Linked DNA regions of Homo sapiens: regions 2 and 3 are each linked to region 1. Evidence: chromatin loops called from intact Hi-C (ENCODE). Cell type or tissue: right lobe of liver. All regions are shown on one strand. Region 1 has its middle 15 kb from the start of SHH. Region 2 overlaps RNF32-DT (RNF32 divergent transcript). Region 3 holds the start of LOC124901792 (a long non-coding RNA gene).

Region 1 (5,000 bases):
CATCTCACAGCTGCCTCCTTGCCCTCGCCCTGGTTGGTGTTCACCAAGGCTGCCTGGGCACCTCAGCCTGGGGATGTGACGGGCGGTGGGAGAGAGAGGGGCTCAGGAGGGGGGTGGGGGCAGGACCAGAGACCCACAGTGGCCTATGATGCCTTGGATGGGATCCTACGTCTGTGCATTTTAAAATTAGTTCATCGTCTTGTGCTCTGGAAGTGTGTTCCTTACATTGAACTAGGAAAATATAGCAAATAGAACAAATCTGCCTGTATTTTTTTAAGTTACTGAAATCCGGCTGGGCACGGTGGCTCACACTTGTAATCCCAACACTTTGGGAGGCCGAGGTGGGTGGATCATCTGAGGTCAGGAGTTCGGGACCAGCCTGGCCAACATGGCGAAACCCCGTCTCTACTAAAAATACAAAAATTAGCTGGGCATGGTGGCAGGTGCCTGTAATCTCAGTTATTTGGGAGGCTGAAGCAGGAGAATTGTTTGAACCTGGGAGACAGAGGTTGCAGTGAGCTGAGATCGTGCCACTGCACTCCAGCCTGGGCAACAGAGTGAGACTCCATCTCAAACAAAAAAATAAAAATATAAATATAAATAAATAAAGTTACTGAAACCCCACCACGTGTTGGTGTGCTGCCTAATTCCAGCCAATGCTTCATCTTAGCAACAGCTGAGATCTCTGCGGGCTGCATATGATCTGTCTCTGCCTTGGACCGTTTTGATGCCTTGCCTGGGAGCTTTGTACATTCATTTATCTTTTTCCACAGTTGTAATAATTGCCTGATGATTGAAAGCTCTTTTTTTTTCCTTTTTCGTTTTTTTTTTTTTTTTTTTTTTTTTTTTGGCTGAGGTCAGTTCTCTGGGCAGCGTTCCTCCAATCCACCTCGTGGAAGTCCTGGGTACATCTCAGCCACTTCTCTTTCCTTCTCTTTTCTCTTCTCCTGGGGTCTTTCCCTCATGTATGCTCACAGCCCTCCCAGTGGAGCAAGGAAACTTCCAGTGTCTAGAACAGAGAGGGAGCTGCGACCAGAGGAGAGGTTGGCAGGGTTGGCACATTCGCTGAGGGGTCTTGGGAGGGGTGCCTGTGGCTCACCTGCCCTGGAAGGGTGGGCTGCGCCTCTGCCCCACTCTGCCTGGCTGGCCGGGTGTTCAGGGCAGGTGCTCCCCAGGGAGGGGCATCCAGGGCTGGGGCTCCCTCAGTACTCCCTTCTTTCATTCTTGATGTGGCCCTGGACACAGAGCAGGGACTCTAAAATTGCTCCCACAACCCACTAGTGGGTCCTGAAATCAATTAGTCGCCGGCTTGAATAAAGAGACGATACTGCGGTGTAGGGTAAATATTCTTGGCAAACTCTGGCTTTGGTGTGACACACGTGTGTAGGTGCTGCGGTGAGGGTGTACTCCCGGGTGTGTGTGGCCCGTCATCCCACACGGTTACTGCACACTCAGCCTGACACGGTTTCTGTACATGTTATAAGGAATCTTCCAGTAGGTTTTTATTTCTGAAACTTTTTTTGTGACAAAGGAGAAAAAGCTGAAAGAGGTGGTTTTTCAGATCCAACCTCAAGGCAGGGCATCCCTGGGGCAGCTGGTCACCACCCAGAGAATGGGGCCTTCTGTGGCGCTGGGGAGGGTCTCCTATCCCAGGACGGCCAGCCTTGGCCCGGCCCCTGGGTCCTCCTGATGCTGGCCTTGCGTTGCCGCCTGCCTGGGCTGGGACCCGGGCTCTAAGCACTTGCTAGTGATGGGGCAGCCTTTGTGTTTCACCAACCTGGATTCCAGAAGAGTGTTCCTTAGGGTCAGCAGAAACGCTCCATCTCTTCACCTGGGTTCTCATATGTCCTAGAACGCTTTCCACCCAGGATTTGACTACGAGAGGACACCACCAGTCCCTGTTTCAGAGCGAACACTGTTTCTATCCATGCACCTCTGTCCAGGGCTCGGCGCCCCTCGGCCTGGCTGTCCCATCCCCTCCTCCGCGCTCCCTGGCCTTCACCGCCTAGCACACCTGTTTATTCAGCCTGAGACCTGCTTCTGGAGCTAGAGAAGATGGGCTGGAGGGAAGGGGCTGCTGCAGTGGGTGGGTGGCCCCGGCCAAGTCTGTGCCGCTCCCTGCTCCCCGCGAGACCTTGCGCCCCCTCCGAGACCCGCTCTTCCATCTGCACAGAGGGAGTCGTGGTGACAGGACGAGGTTTCCCGTGGAACCCTCGGGACAGCTCTGGACGCTCGGGACTCGGTCGCTTTCAGGGTCAGATGTCAGAGGTGGCCTTTGCCCTCTGCCCTCAGCCAATACTTTTCCTGATTTCCAGATTTTTCAGTTTCTTTCCTCTCTTGTGCTGACGGCCGGCACCATCCCCTCACTCTCCCACGCCCCTGCCTCTGTTTTTGGCTGAGGCCTCCTGCGGGTCCCGGACTCAGGGCGGCCTCTCCGGGCCGGCCCCAGCCCCCCGAGGCTGAACTGACCCCTCTGGAGAGGAAGGCGCGTGACCCCCTGGTGCTCACCTCGCCGCCCCTCCTTGACGCTCCCGTGGGTGGAGGTGGCCTGTAGTCACCCGCCCTCGGTTTGAAGGGACTCTGACGCTTGAATCCTTAAGGGCTCACCTGGGCTGTCGGACCGCCGGCTACGGCCCCGCGGCGTTTCCCCGAGGCGACCACCAGAGGGCGCGCGGACTCCACCAGGGCAGCGCGGGGACGGCTCCCTCCAGCCACCGCTCTCTCCAGCCCCGGGCCCCAACTCCAAGGCTCCCTCCAGCCCCGGGACCCCGGCTCCCCCCAGCCCCCGACCCGGCTCCCCCCGGCCCCAGGCCCCAAGTCCACGGCTCCCTCCAGCCCTGGGACCCCAGCTCCCTCCAGCCCCGGGCCCCAAGTCCACGGCTCCCTCAGCCCCAGGCCCCAAGTCCACGGCTCCCTCCATCCCCGGGCCCCAAGTGTCGGCTCCTTCCAGCCCCGGGACCCCGGCTCCCTCCAGCCCCGGGACACTTCTGGAGAAGCAGCCAGGAGCTGGTCCAATGGCAGGTGCCACCTGCACCCAGCACCCTGCAATTCTGGGGAGAGCATGGAGGTGCAGGGAGAGGAGAGAGCCCGGACGTGGGTAGGTAAACTCCCCAAACGTCCACCCTGTGCTGCCAGTGCCTTTTACATGCAGAGGCTGTGGAGGCTGAAAGACCACCGGAGCCCTGGCTTGACCAGGGCTGGAGAGGAGGAGAGCACCGGCCTGCATCCCTCGGAAGCCGAGTTGGAACTGCAGAAGGAGCCTCCTGCTGCAGTCTGCTGGTGTTCGGTGCAGATCCAAACTGTGGATGGGCTCCTGGGCACACCCAGGGGTGGGTGGCTGCTTCTCTCGCGGGTGGTGCCCGGCGCTCTGCAGCTTGGCCCTGGGGGAACCAGGCCCAGGATAGTGCCCCAGCCGGAATCTTTGGAAGGTAGGAACCTGGACACTGGGCCGAGGCTCACTCCACTCTCCGAGGCCCCAGGCACAGGAGGGAAGATTGCGCCGTCCCCTGCCACTCACAGAGCAGTAAGAAGAACAGCTGCCATTAGAATGGCGCGCCGTGGAGTAAACACGGGCAGGCTCAACCGTGCCTTGGCTTCCTGGGCTGCGCGGAGGCTCTCATCCTCTTTCTGAAATGGCAGGGACCACATTGTCCTCTCCACAGCCCCATTCCTCTGCGGAGGCTCCTGCCCAGTGGGGCCTGCCTGCTAGGTGGGCCGCCTGGGCCATGAGAGCCGCAGAGTTCTGGCCAGAGGCCTTCAGCTGGGATTCTGAGACCTAAGCCATGGAGTGAACAGACGCTCAGGGGGTGGGGGCCTTGACGCTCCTCGCAGAGGCAGTGGGTTTGTTTTGCTGGCTTTAGGTTGCAGGGTTCTGAGGCAAATCCTTACGCTAACCTCAGATCTGGAGGAAGGAACTTTCCTTCCACTTCCCCTGGAAGCAAAGGCTTGGGCCCTGACCTGGGATGGGGGATTCCATCCAGGAATCAATTCTGTGTGGGGGAGAGTTTTTTCCTTTGATTCCTGGCATACTCTCTCTTCTACTATATCTTCAGTTTTCTGATGTTTCAACCCTCTTGTTTCAACCTCTTTGCCCCATCTGAAAACACAGCTGCCCTCATCTTGAAAACCAAAGGTAGCCGTTAAAATGCACCCTCCATACCCACTCTCATGCCTCCCTGCATGAGGACCCAGCGCTTGTTTATAGAGTGAAGTGTGAATTACAAATGTTTTGGTCTTAATTTGAGAAAATTAAGCTCAGCCAAAAAAAGAAAAGAAAGTCATCTCCAAATCCAGACTTCCTGTTTTCTAACTATGGGGTGATCTGCACAGATGAGAGAGTAACACGGTGCGGCTTCTGCTAACTGCTCTGGGGACTCCACGGGCTGTGTCTGGACCCCGCCTCTCCTGCACAGGGTGTGCCTGGCAGTTTAGCTCACACCTGATCAGCATCGAAGGGTGCTGTTGCTCTACCAGGCAGACGTGGCTGCCTCCGGGGTCTTCCTGGACTTGTTAACCTCCCGAGGCCCCTACGGCTCTCAGGGAGAAGCAGGAGTGAGTGGGCAATTCTAATTGAATTCTAATTGAGAAATATGCTGCGATGGTAGACAGGGCACTGTGTTCCAGCTCCTGCCCTCAGCCCCCAGCCCCTACCGCCAAGCTTGATTTCAATCCAAAATCCTAGAAAGAGGGTTGGCAGACTTGGGCAGAGAGCCAGAGAGTAAATACCAGGCTGTGCGGGCCAGGTGGTTTCTGTGGCTTTCCTCTGGGCTAGTGGAGAGGCTACTCCAGACAACACGTGAGTGAGTGTGGGTGTGTTTCAATAAAACTTTATGTATGGACACTGAAATTTGAGTTTCACAGAATTGTCACATGTCAGAGAATAGCAGTCTTCTTTAGATTTTTTGTTTTTAAACATTTTAAGAATGTAAACACAGTCTCAGCTCAGGGACTGTGTGAAAACAGCCCTCGGACCAGATTTGTCCCAGAGGCCAAAATTTGCC
Region 2 (5,000 bases), 680 kb after region 1:
CATTCTGCCAGGCCGGGATGCAGTATGAGCCTCTTTCCATCTGATTTGTCTTTTGTTCCAGTACCTGGCCTATTAAGTGCTTGTGAATGAAGAGAACTGATATTCACTAAATTCCTACTATGTGCCGAGGACTACTCCACGTTCTTTCCATAGCTCATCTTTACCAGTTAGCTCATCTTTACCAGTGGAGGTGAAGAGATGAGGACGCCCAAGGTCAGAAAGCTTGCAGGTGGCTCAGGTTGGCAAGGTTTATAAGCGTGGGGATTGCAGTAGAAGACCTAGCCCGGTACAAGCTTAGAACACACTTCATCAATACTCATCGAATGCTTGAGTCAATACATGTCAAATAATAGAACAAAGGACTTAGTTCTGTTCCCATACTAGGAGAAACATGGGCCTTTATTGCACCTCAATAGGGAGGGGGTTGGAGGGACCAGATATGCATGCTTGAGGCTTTGTGGTGGTGAAGACGTGGCCCCTTCATGAGCAGAGTTAACATGCAGGTGCACTAACATAATACTCCCCCACTGTGGAGACCGTTACGACACATGCCTATGTTCCTTATTCTTGAGGATTTTAAACCTTCGGAAAGACAAACCCATGGGGACATTACGTGCTCATTCACGTCCCTGCCCTGTTTCCAAAAGATCATCATGTTCTGCAGATTCTACTTCCAAAATGTCTTTGAACCTGGCCCACCCAGGGGAACTCCCTTCCTCTGATTCCACTGGTCAGAGCCTCTCACAAATGAACTCATCTCTCCTCACTTATTACTGACTACGATATCCCCATTGCCCGGTACAATGCCTGACACACAATAGGTGCTCATTAAACGTCTTTGGATGAGTGATTGAGGGAACGAAGCCATCTCCTGGTCCTGCGTGCTTTGCCTGTCATTCCATCCTCCTCACCGCTGCAGAGTCCTCTTTCTAAAGCACTCATCTGTCTTGAGAACGGAGGGCTGAGAAATATTCTTCCCTGAGAAAGAAAAGACACTGCTTAATCTCAAAATATATGTTCAGCAAGAGGAATATTTTTATAAAAATAAAGGATAAGCTGAAAGAATGTAAGCAGAAGCTGTAATTTCAGCAGTGGCATTTACCCCGTTTGTTTTAAGCATTGGCAGTGTATATTACCCTGCATTAGCCGCAAGGATAAACAGTGTTTTCAGATTCAAATATGTCAATTACAACATTCCTGGATATTCGGAGGTCTTTTCCTGTTCTATTTCTTACGCTGTTCCTCTCAGAGTTCAAATCAAACCTCCAAAAACTATTTTTTTTTGTTCATTGTGAGCTCAGCGTGGCTAATCTTAATTTTACTACTCTTGTGAAAACATCCAAAACCAAATTTGCCTTGGTAAGAAAAATTCATCATACAAAATGTCATATGTTTTTATTATCTGTTCACATAAAAACAGTATTAGTAAGGTTAGAGGTAAAAAAGTAAATGTAAATCTTAAACATAGTTTCTGAACTGCCTTGTCACTGAGAGTTAAAAATCCTCTAGCAACCTAACCCTTTGCATCTGACATTATTTTTTGTGACTATTCCTCTAGTGAAATAAGTCACTGACACTTTAGTGTAAGTTACTCCTAGTAAATCACTTTTACACAGGTTAAAGGGAAGCACAACAGAAAAACTGTAAGGAAGGTGGTGCAGATATCCAGATTTTGCCCAGGACAGCCTAAGCAGAAAGCTGCTTCCCTCACTTCCCTCCAAAGTCAAGAATTGAGAGGGAAGATGGCCTTCCAATTCCAGCCACTGATGAGAATAAATTCCGGAAAAACATATTAAACATAGCGTTTGACGCTTCTATCCACAGCTGGAAACATTACACAAATTTTAGTGAGCCCTGAATGCCAGCAGCCATAATTCCCAAATTCTTTTTTAAAATAATGAACTAATCCAGGTGAAGGACCTGCGGCTTGGCGCCATCTGGTGCCTGCACAGAGAAAGAACGTTCCATCGAGGCTGCAGTGCTGAGTCCCTTTGTTAGTCCAAGTGGGGAACACTTTTTAAAAACACAACCGTTGTCTTTCATCACAGTAAATCCTAAAGTGCTACTAACAACAAACTCAATCTGAAAATAAACTTGAAAATTATTTATAGTTTTTCCAACAATGATCTTATTTTGAGAGAGAATACATTAAGTTCTGCTAATACCAACCCTGGGCTCTTACAACATAGTGACTTCTACTAACTCTTTCTATGTGCATATGTTTTTTTAAATGATAAAAGCATTTTCCACAGGGGGATGCCAGTGAACTTTCTTTATCATTGAAGTGTACAGCACAAATGAGAACTTTTTCAAACACTGTTCCTAAGGCAACAAGATGCTACTTCCTAAAAGATATATTTAAGGGGCTAAATCTAAAGTTGATTTGAAAATTGGAAAAAAAAAATGAAAATGTTGATTATCCAAAATAATTAGGGAAATAAAACTGCAAAGATCTCAGAGTAGAATATTTTTACTTCTCAAAATATGGGCCTCGTTTCCTAGTTGTATCTGCCTGCAAAGGAACGGAACTAAAAGGCCAAAGCTCAGGGTCAACCCGGCTTCCTCAGCCCTGGTTGGATACATTCATCTGCATGCTCAGAACCAAGCTGACACCCATGAATGGAGATGAGTCACTGCGTTTACAAAGTTGTGGTTAAACATAGAAGGGTTTACTTCGCTTGTTTCATCCTTGCTTCTAATTTCTTCTTGACTTCAGTTCATCGTACAGACAGCCACTGAGTTAACTCTTCTCCAAGCAGTAGTTGGCTTCTGGGATGATGCTGACCCACCATCTTATTTCATCAGTTTTCTCCATGGTTCACCCCATATTCTTCCACACAAACTCAGTATTTCAGCCCGACTGGCACAGGAGGTGGCTTCCAAATACATCATAAACCTTCTCACCTGGTATTCTTCCTTTCTAGAATATTCTCTCCCTTCCTCTCTCATTACCTAAAGCCTCCAGGCTCCCGTTCAAGTCCCATTGTTTCCCTAAACACTTTCTGCAGGGGCTCCAAGTTGTGATCTCTCCACGTTCCTTGGTGCGGATAGTAGATTCTACACATTCATTTGGGAATTTCTGTACAGAATTGACATTTTTATTTTTATTTTTGAATTACACATTATTTTCCCAGCTAGACCATGAGATCATTCAATTTAGGAGCTATTTTATAGGTTTGGACACTAAACATTTTACAGTGTCCAATGATGATAACTAGTACTTGTTGGCAGTTGTTACATAATTGCTATGTTTTAAGTGATTTATCTAAAAACTCTTTAAGGTAGACGCTATTATTCCCTTCACTTTAAAGATGAGGAAACTGAGCAAAAAAGGTAAAGCCATTGAGCGGGAACATGATGGAGCTGGAATCCCACCCAGCTCTGCCTGCTCTGCAACCCACGTCTGCATGGCCATGTGAACCTACACCTCAGCACAGGCTCGAGGAGACGGCAATCAGTGACAGACAGCAGGCTTGTGCATGTTTAACTGAGAAGGCTGAGAGCAGCCAATGCTAATGAACACTTCAAGTCCACCACATCCTCCAGCCACAGCCATGCAGCCACACACCACACACTACTACCACTGTCCACACTCAATCCCTGCGGCTCACCACACACGGAGGGGGGTGCTGGCATGAAGGAGGAAGCATGTCAGGCTTCTCAGCCTCACGTCACCCACTGGCCAGGTGCTAACCTCAGATGACTGACTCCACCTCTCTGACCCTTGGCTTTCTCGTTCCTATAATGGAGCCAATCATGCACTCTGTGCAGGGTTGCTATGAGGGTTACAAGAAACCCATACAAGGAACGTCAGAAGCAATGTCCCCAAGGCAGCTGGTCACTGGCAGTTATCTGTTAGTCTGTACAACAGGTCTGGCATCTCCCTTGAGCTATAAACCAACCATAGACTGCAGTCCCACGTCTACAGGATGGATGGCCCACAGGCTCATCCCCACCACTCCCCATGCTCCTGCCACACTGAGCTCCGTCGCTTGACAACCTCAGAGCTGCTTACTGCCCCAGGAATAACAAACCTAATTCTTTCAGGACGTGGCCTGGCCCATTTCCCTTGCTTCCCACGTGCAATGTGCCTTTCTGGAATGCCTGTCCACTTGGCAGACTCCTACTCATCTGGATGACTCAGCCCAAAGCCAGCTCCTCCCAGGAGTGTCCTCAAGTCCCTAAACAGGGCCAGCCCTGCCTCCACCCCACCCCCCCATGCTCAAGCAGCTCCTTCCTCCATTTTGATCTTATTTCATGCCTGATCAACCTCATTGATGTGTCCTGAGCCCTGGGCTGCAGGCTCTTGAGGGCAGAGTTCGCATGCTTGCCTGGTACAAGGTGCTCAGTAAACGCTGATGGAATGAATGCACAAATGCACAAGCAGATGAGAGAGAAGGAAAGAAAACAACAAGAAGAGATGGAGACCAGGAGAGGCCGTGAGAAGGGAAGAAGGAAGAACAGGAAGGGAAGGGCACGTGGCCTAGGACCTGAAGACAGCAAGTGGGCACACTGCCATCCCCCCAACTTATAGGGTCCACATGGGAGACACCCATGCTTTGTGTCCTCAGGGTCCCATCAATGCCCTACTCAGGCAGAGGAGAATCCCAAATCCCACCTTCCTTCTCCTCCAAAAGAAACCACTCTGTGTCCATCTCTCATGGTGCCAGATTCCACTAGAGGAGGTGGGAAGAGTGGTTAATGAGTTTGAATCCAACATGGCTTTGAGAGCACCAAAAATCCACACCAGGTTTTTCTCTCTGCAAAGCCCTCTGTCTCCTCCAAGCAACCAGCTTACAACTTCCCCAGTGAGCGAGTCATGGAGCCAAAGTCAATCCATTTCTATCTCCAACCCCTGCCCACAGCACGTCCCTGCATGGGGAAAAGCACGGACAACAGGAAGGTTTAGCATGGGTATTACAAAAAGGGCTTCAGAAAATTATATTGAGAGGCTTTGCAGTCTTCAACTACCTATAAGTCCACCTCATTTTTAACTTTGG
Region 3 (5,000 bases), 670 kb after region 1:
TTAATTCAGATGAATTGCAGCATCCAGGGTGATTTACAGATGAACTCCATCTGAGTACACCATGCTTACTCTGGGGGGAGAGCAGGCTTGAAGGCCAAGGTGGTGTTGATGGAACTCACGAAGGCTAATGCAAGGTGCTGTTGGGGAGTGAACAGCCAAGACGCCCTGGGGCTGTCCTCGTGGGTTCCACAAGAGGCAAACCCTGCACAGGAGGCTGGCACACAAGGCGTATGCCAGGACAGCCTCCAGAATCTCAGCCTGCAGGGAGGAGGAGAGCAGGACTACAGTTTCAGGGAGCCCTCCACCTACCCCACGGCCGTCGGCATTCTCCCTCACAGGGCGAGAGACCAGGCCTTTGCACACCTGCTTCTCTCTGTCACTGAATGTGGGTTTCTCTGAGGAGACGTGCACTTGGGCAGGTCTGTCCACTCACCTGAAGCGGTTCCCAGGGAATGCCGACGGTGAGTGCTGTCTGCTGGCAGCATTCCCGGGAGCTGGAGGAATTCATCCTTTTTCCTGAAGGGAGATCCGGGTGCTGCATTGCAGTGGCTCTGCGTGGCCTGAGATGGAGGCGCACACCCGGTGCTGTGTTGAGAGGCGCTTCTCCTTGCCCTCATACTATGCGGTCTCACTGAAACATCTGGAGCACGCACTGGGCTTCTGAGACACAGTTCCTCAGTGCTTGGGCCAACCAAAGACACACATTCCTCCAACACACCAACGTCCCATGTCCCCAAACATTTGATCCTGGTGAAGATTCAAGAGTAAGATGGAGCCAGTTCTGCTGTCTTCCAAAGTGCACAGACCCATCTTAGCTCTAGTTCATCGCCAGATCTCCATGGGAGCATGGGGCCAGGTTAAAGCCTCCCACAAGGAGCTCTTTGTTTCCACATCCAGACACTTGTACCGACATTAGATTGAACTACTGGCAGGAAGATGACCACCGTCACCAAAAACAATGGGCCATCTTTCAGGGTAATCTTGCTTCTGTTATTGTTTACCCTGTAATGCCCTATAAGAAGCCATCTATTTATGTGGAAGAAACTGTGAGACACCCTCATGTGCAAGGTGTATGAAGGGTAGGCTCTGTCTCTCCTTCAACAATACTGGTGGAGCCTGTTCTGATCTGCCCACCACGGGGCCAGAAAACCAGCAGGAGACCAAACGAATCACAGACATGACCTCTATCCTCAGAAGCTCTGCCTGTCAGAGTAGAAGAGCAAGACCTTCCCACAAAACAACATGATTACATGATCAGATGGCTTGAAACCAGCAACAACAAAAGAGCTTTGAGATTTCAGAGAAGTGGGAAAGAATACAGGCTGTGATGGTGAGAAAGGATCTTACAAAGGGGGCAGGTCTTGGAGTACCCTGGAAACCTGGGAAGAACCTCAGTGGTGGTGGGAGCAGGGGGAAGAGGTGGGAAGAATTGGTTATCATGACATCATCTCATGCAGGGAGACAGCTGAAGTGAGGCCCAAAAACGAGACGCTGGGGGGACGCATGGGGGGCTGGAGGCTTCTCCAGCTCCAGGGAGAGCTCCAGCCAGGAAATCACACGGGCAGATTCCATGTGGGACCTGTTCCTCTCGTTCCCACATGGCTGACGCCCAGAGAGCCATCAGACCATGAACATAGGCCTGACGAGAAGACACGAACATTCGTCAGGTTTGCATAAGAGTTTCCATAATTAAGACTCGGTGGCTCCTAGCTGCAGCTTGGGATATGAAATGGAAATCACTGTGACCTGAGAATAAAAGGTTTCTGTGAGACCTACAAAAGGAATTTCTTGGCCCTCGGGATTCAGGTGTCACCTGGGGGAAGAGGGGAGATTAGGGGAAAAGGAGGGAGCTGGCTTAAAGGACAGAGGAAAGACCGAGAGGTACAGAGGACAGGGGAGGATGAGAAGACAAATGCCACAGCCCTTCCAAGGAGGAGCCTTTTCTAACGCTGCTGCTGAGTGGCTGTTCTCACGTTCCCTCGCTGCATCCCATCAGGTGCTTTCTGTGTTTCATTCTGTTAGCTGGGTCATTATGTGACCAGAGATACACAGGTCACAGCAGACCCCTTTCCTCGTCTCATAGCCAGATGCAGGCGGTTCACAGTAGACTGCATTTGTATCTGCAGCAGAAACTTCCCTCGGAGCCCAGTCTCACCCGTCCACCTGCCACTCAGCCCTAACCCATCCCCACCACATCCACAGCCAAAGAGCATCTCAGACATAACGCATCCAACTCTAGCCCTCTGGCCCTCCTGTCCCCAGCTGCTCCTTCCACATCCCTCAGAGCAGAGGAAATGCCTTCCTGTCTGTTGCTCAGGCCAAAGACACTGGACCCCTCCCCGGTGTTTCCTTTTCTCTCAACCCAACGTTTAACCAAGCAGCAACGCCTGTGCCCCACCTCCCACCATCCCAGGACACAACCGCCACTCAGCACCTCTGCTCCCACCTGGACAGCTCCTCCTGCCCTGGCCCTTGACCCTACAGTCTTGTCCCAAAGAGAAGCCAGTTTATCAAAAAAGCAGAAAATAAGCATCGGTGAGGATGTGGAGATACCCAGGCCCTTATGCACGGCCGGCAGGAATGTAAAACGGTGCAACACTGTGGAAAAGGGTGTGACAATCCTTCAAAATATCCCACGGAGTCACCACAGGACCCAGCACTTCCACTTCTGGGTGTGCATCCAAGGAAGGGAAAACCGGGACTCAAACACATGTCTGTGACAACGTTATTGTCAACAGACAAAAGGTGGACGCCACCTAAGTGTCCATCAACAAATGAAGGGATAAACCAGACATGGTCCATCTAGACAGGGGAATATTCCTCAGCCTTAGAGAGGTAGGAAATCCTGGCACACACCACAGTGGGTATGAACCCTGAGGACACAACACTCAGTGAAGGAAGTCAGTCACCAAATGACACACACTGTCTGATCCGCTCGTATGCGGTCCCTGGAGTCCTCAAATTCAGAGACACAGAAAGTGGAAAGGTAGGTGCCAGGGGCTGGCAGGAGGATTGGGAGTGAGTAATTTGATGGGGACAGAGTTTCAGTTTGGGAAGATGAGCAAGTTGTGGAGATGATGGTGGTGATGGTTGCACAGCAGTGTGAATGTACTTAATGCTGTTGCACAGTTACAATGGTAAATTTTATGTCATGCATATTTTACCACAATAAAAAAAGAGAGAAGCCAGAGCGTGATTTTCAAGCTCAGATCAGCCCCGTCTCTGCTGGGCATGACCCTCAGGGCTCCTGCTCACCACGCTTCTGTGCTCACGACACTGCCCACTGGCCTGGGCCAAGGGCACGTTCTGCTCTCTCTGTCCCCGACATGTGGGCCTCTCCCCACAGCACCTGCAGCCACCCGGCAGACACATCTCCCAAGAGCCAGGGGATGCCCATGCTCCTGCACCCTCTGCCCAGAGAGGCCCAGGCCACCCTTGGCCCCCACCCCACCCAGTACGCCCTGCCTCGGTCTCTCTCCACAGCACTCATGGCCAGCTGACTTAATGGGCATGGAACTTATTCGCTTATTTACTGTCTGTCTCCTCAAATGAGAATGTGATTTCTATTAAAGCTCAGATTTGATCTCTGTATGTTTAACATTTCCCAAACACCCGAACAGTGCCTGGCACAGAGCAGGTGCTCTGTGCCCACCTCTTGTACCTGCTGAGTGAGTGAGTGAGTGAGTGAGTGAGTGAGTGAGTGAGTGAGTGAATGAAACCTACATCCGGCTTGATTATAAAAGGAGAGGAGTATTTTCTCTGAAATATTAGCTTTTTCTAAAACTCGAAATCTGTGTATGCTGATTGTTTCCCTTTATGTGAAGGTAATGTTGTTAAAAGAAATCCATATGATGTGTGTATCAAGCAGAGGAAAATATAATTAGCTAAGCATAAAATGGCTTTTATAACAACACGGCACCTATTTACCCTGTTTACGATAAATTACAAGGTCACAATTTCTAGGTTACAAGCACATTAGTGAACACATATGTGTTTATATGTGTGTGTATTAAAGAGTCTTTAACAAATTTAGCTTTAAAACATAGTTGTAAAAGTTAGTGGGAAAAACACCTTCACTCTACATTTTACTTGCAGGTCATTTTTGTAATAAAATGTCCAACGGTGGTTGTTGCTACACTGGATTTCCCAAGGCTTCAAAAAGCTGAACTGAAGGACTACATACTTGAAGCTCTGCACATGTCTGAAAACCCCTCTTGAAAATGCCGATAATATTCAAACAAATAGCTGGATGTTTGGGAAGAGAATGGCATTCTTTACTCCGAGCATTTTCTCCTAAACCTCAGCTGTCAACACTGGCTAAGACCCCACCTATCAGATACCGCGGCTGTACCTGACTTCCCCTCACCCACCAGCCACTTAAAATACTTTGCTTCCTTTTAATCAGAATAAGCTCTGCTGATCTCCCTTCAAACCGAGATTGTTGTTTTTACAGCGTTAACAGTCTGAACCGGAGCATAACGATCGGCTGTCTCAGGCGTTTCATGGCCCGGGACAGGCGGCTCTCTTCTTACAGATTACAGGGAACTCACACAATTAAACAGCATAAACATAGATGAGGCTATCCCGTAAACAACAGGGGACATACCTGCAGCTTCAGGGAGCACAGCATGCTGCAAAAAATGACAGAGGAGCGGAACCTTTTTGCTCAGAAGTGAATTGTATCTGGATGTTAATCAGTGAAGTGAGAGGGTGCGGGGAAGCCAGAATTTTGCTTTCTCATGCATTGTTCTAAATTGATGAAAAATACACTATCAGCTCACTACCTCTGAGGAGCAGAGGTAAATATCTGAGTAACCAAAATAAATCTGAAAACAGAGAAAATGAGGACGGTTACCCTGACATTACGGTTCGCGATCAATCGGGATTCATTAAGCTGCTAGTAGTAAATGGTTTCTGTGCAGTAAACTAGAAGAAACCCAAGAAGCGTTTGTTCCAATCCTCTCCTAAAAACATTTCCCTCAAATTATTTTTAAAAGGAC

What was found. Peaks named below come from ENCODE experiments on the same cell type or tissue, not always from the same donor. Only the 100,000 strongest peaks of a DNase experiment are listed, where the experiment ranks them.
Region 2: it touches region 1 in a loop (4-fold over the local background); 66 of 110 quality-filtered maps call a loop at or near these places.
Region 3: it touches region 1 in a loop (3-fold over the local background); 66 of 110 quality-filtered maps call a loop at or near these places.

The regions. Positions count from the first base shown.
Region 1 is chr7:155,794,473-155,799,472 of GRCh38, forward strand. No RefSeq gene overlaps it. Among named protein-coding and RNA genes, the nearest start is that of SHH, 15 kb to the right of the region's middle. RefSeq lists an enhancer at 4,449-4,528. In right lobe of liver, a CTCF peak has its summit at 2,647 (motif pointing right); a DNase peak (open chromatin) is centred at 2,649; H3K4me3 peaks cover 878 bases; H3K27ac peaks cover 296 bases.
Region 2 is chr7:156,471,734-156,476,733 of GRCh38, forward strand. RNF32-DT (RNF32 divergent transcript) reads right to left here. Exons shown (of 4, transcript NR_026865.2): 4 at 366-978. Among named protein-coding and RNA genes, the nearest start is that of LINC00244, 66 kb to the right of the region's middle. In right lobe of liver, a CTCF peak has its summit at 1,942 (motif pointing left); DNase peaks (open chromatin) are centred at 1,948, 2,578 and 4,108.
Region 3 is chr7:156,462,017-156,467,016 of GRCh38, forward strand. LOC124901792 (a long non-coding RNA gene) reads right to left here and starts at 3,085. Exons shown (of 2, transcript XR_007060618.1): 1 at 434-3,085. In right lobe of liver, no CTCF peak of the experiment used is centred here; no DNase peak of the experiment used is centred here.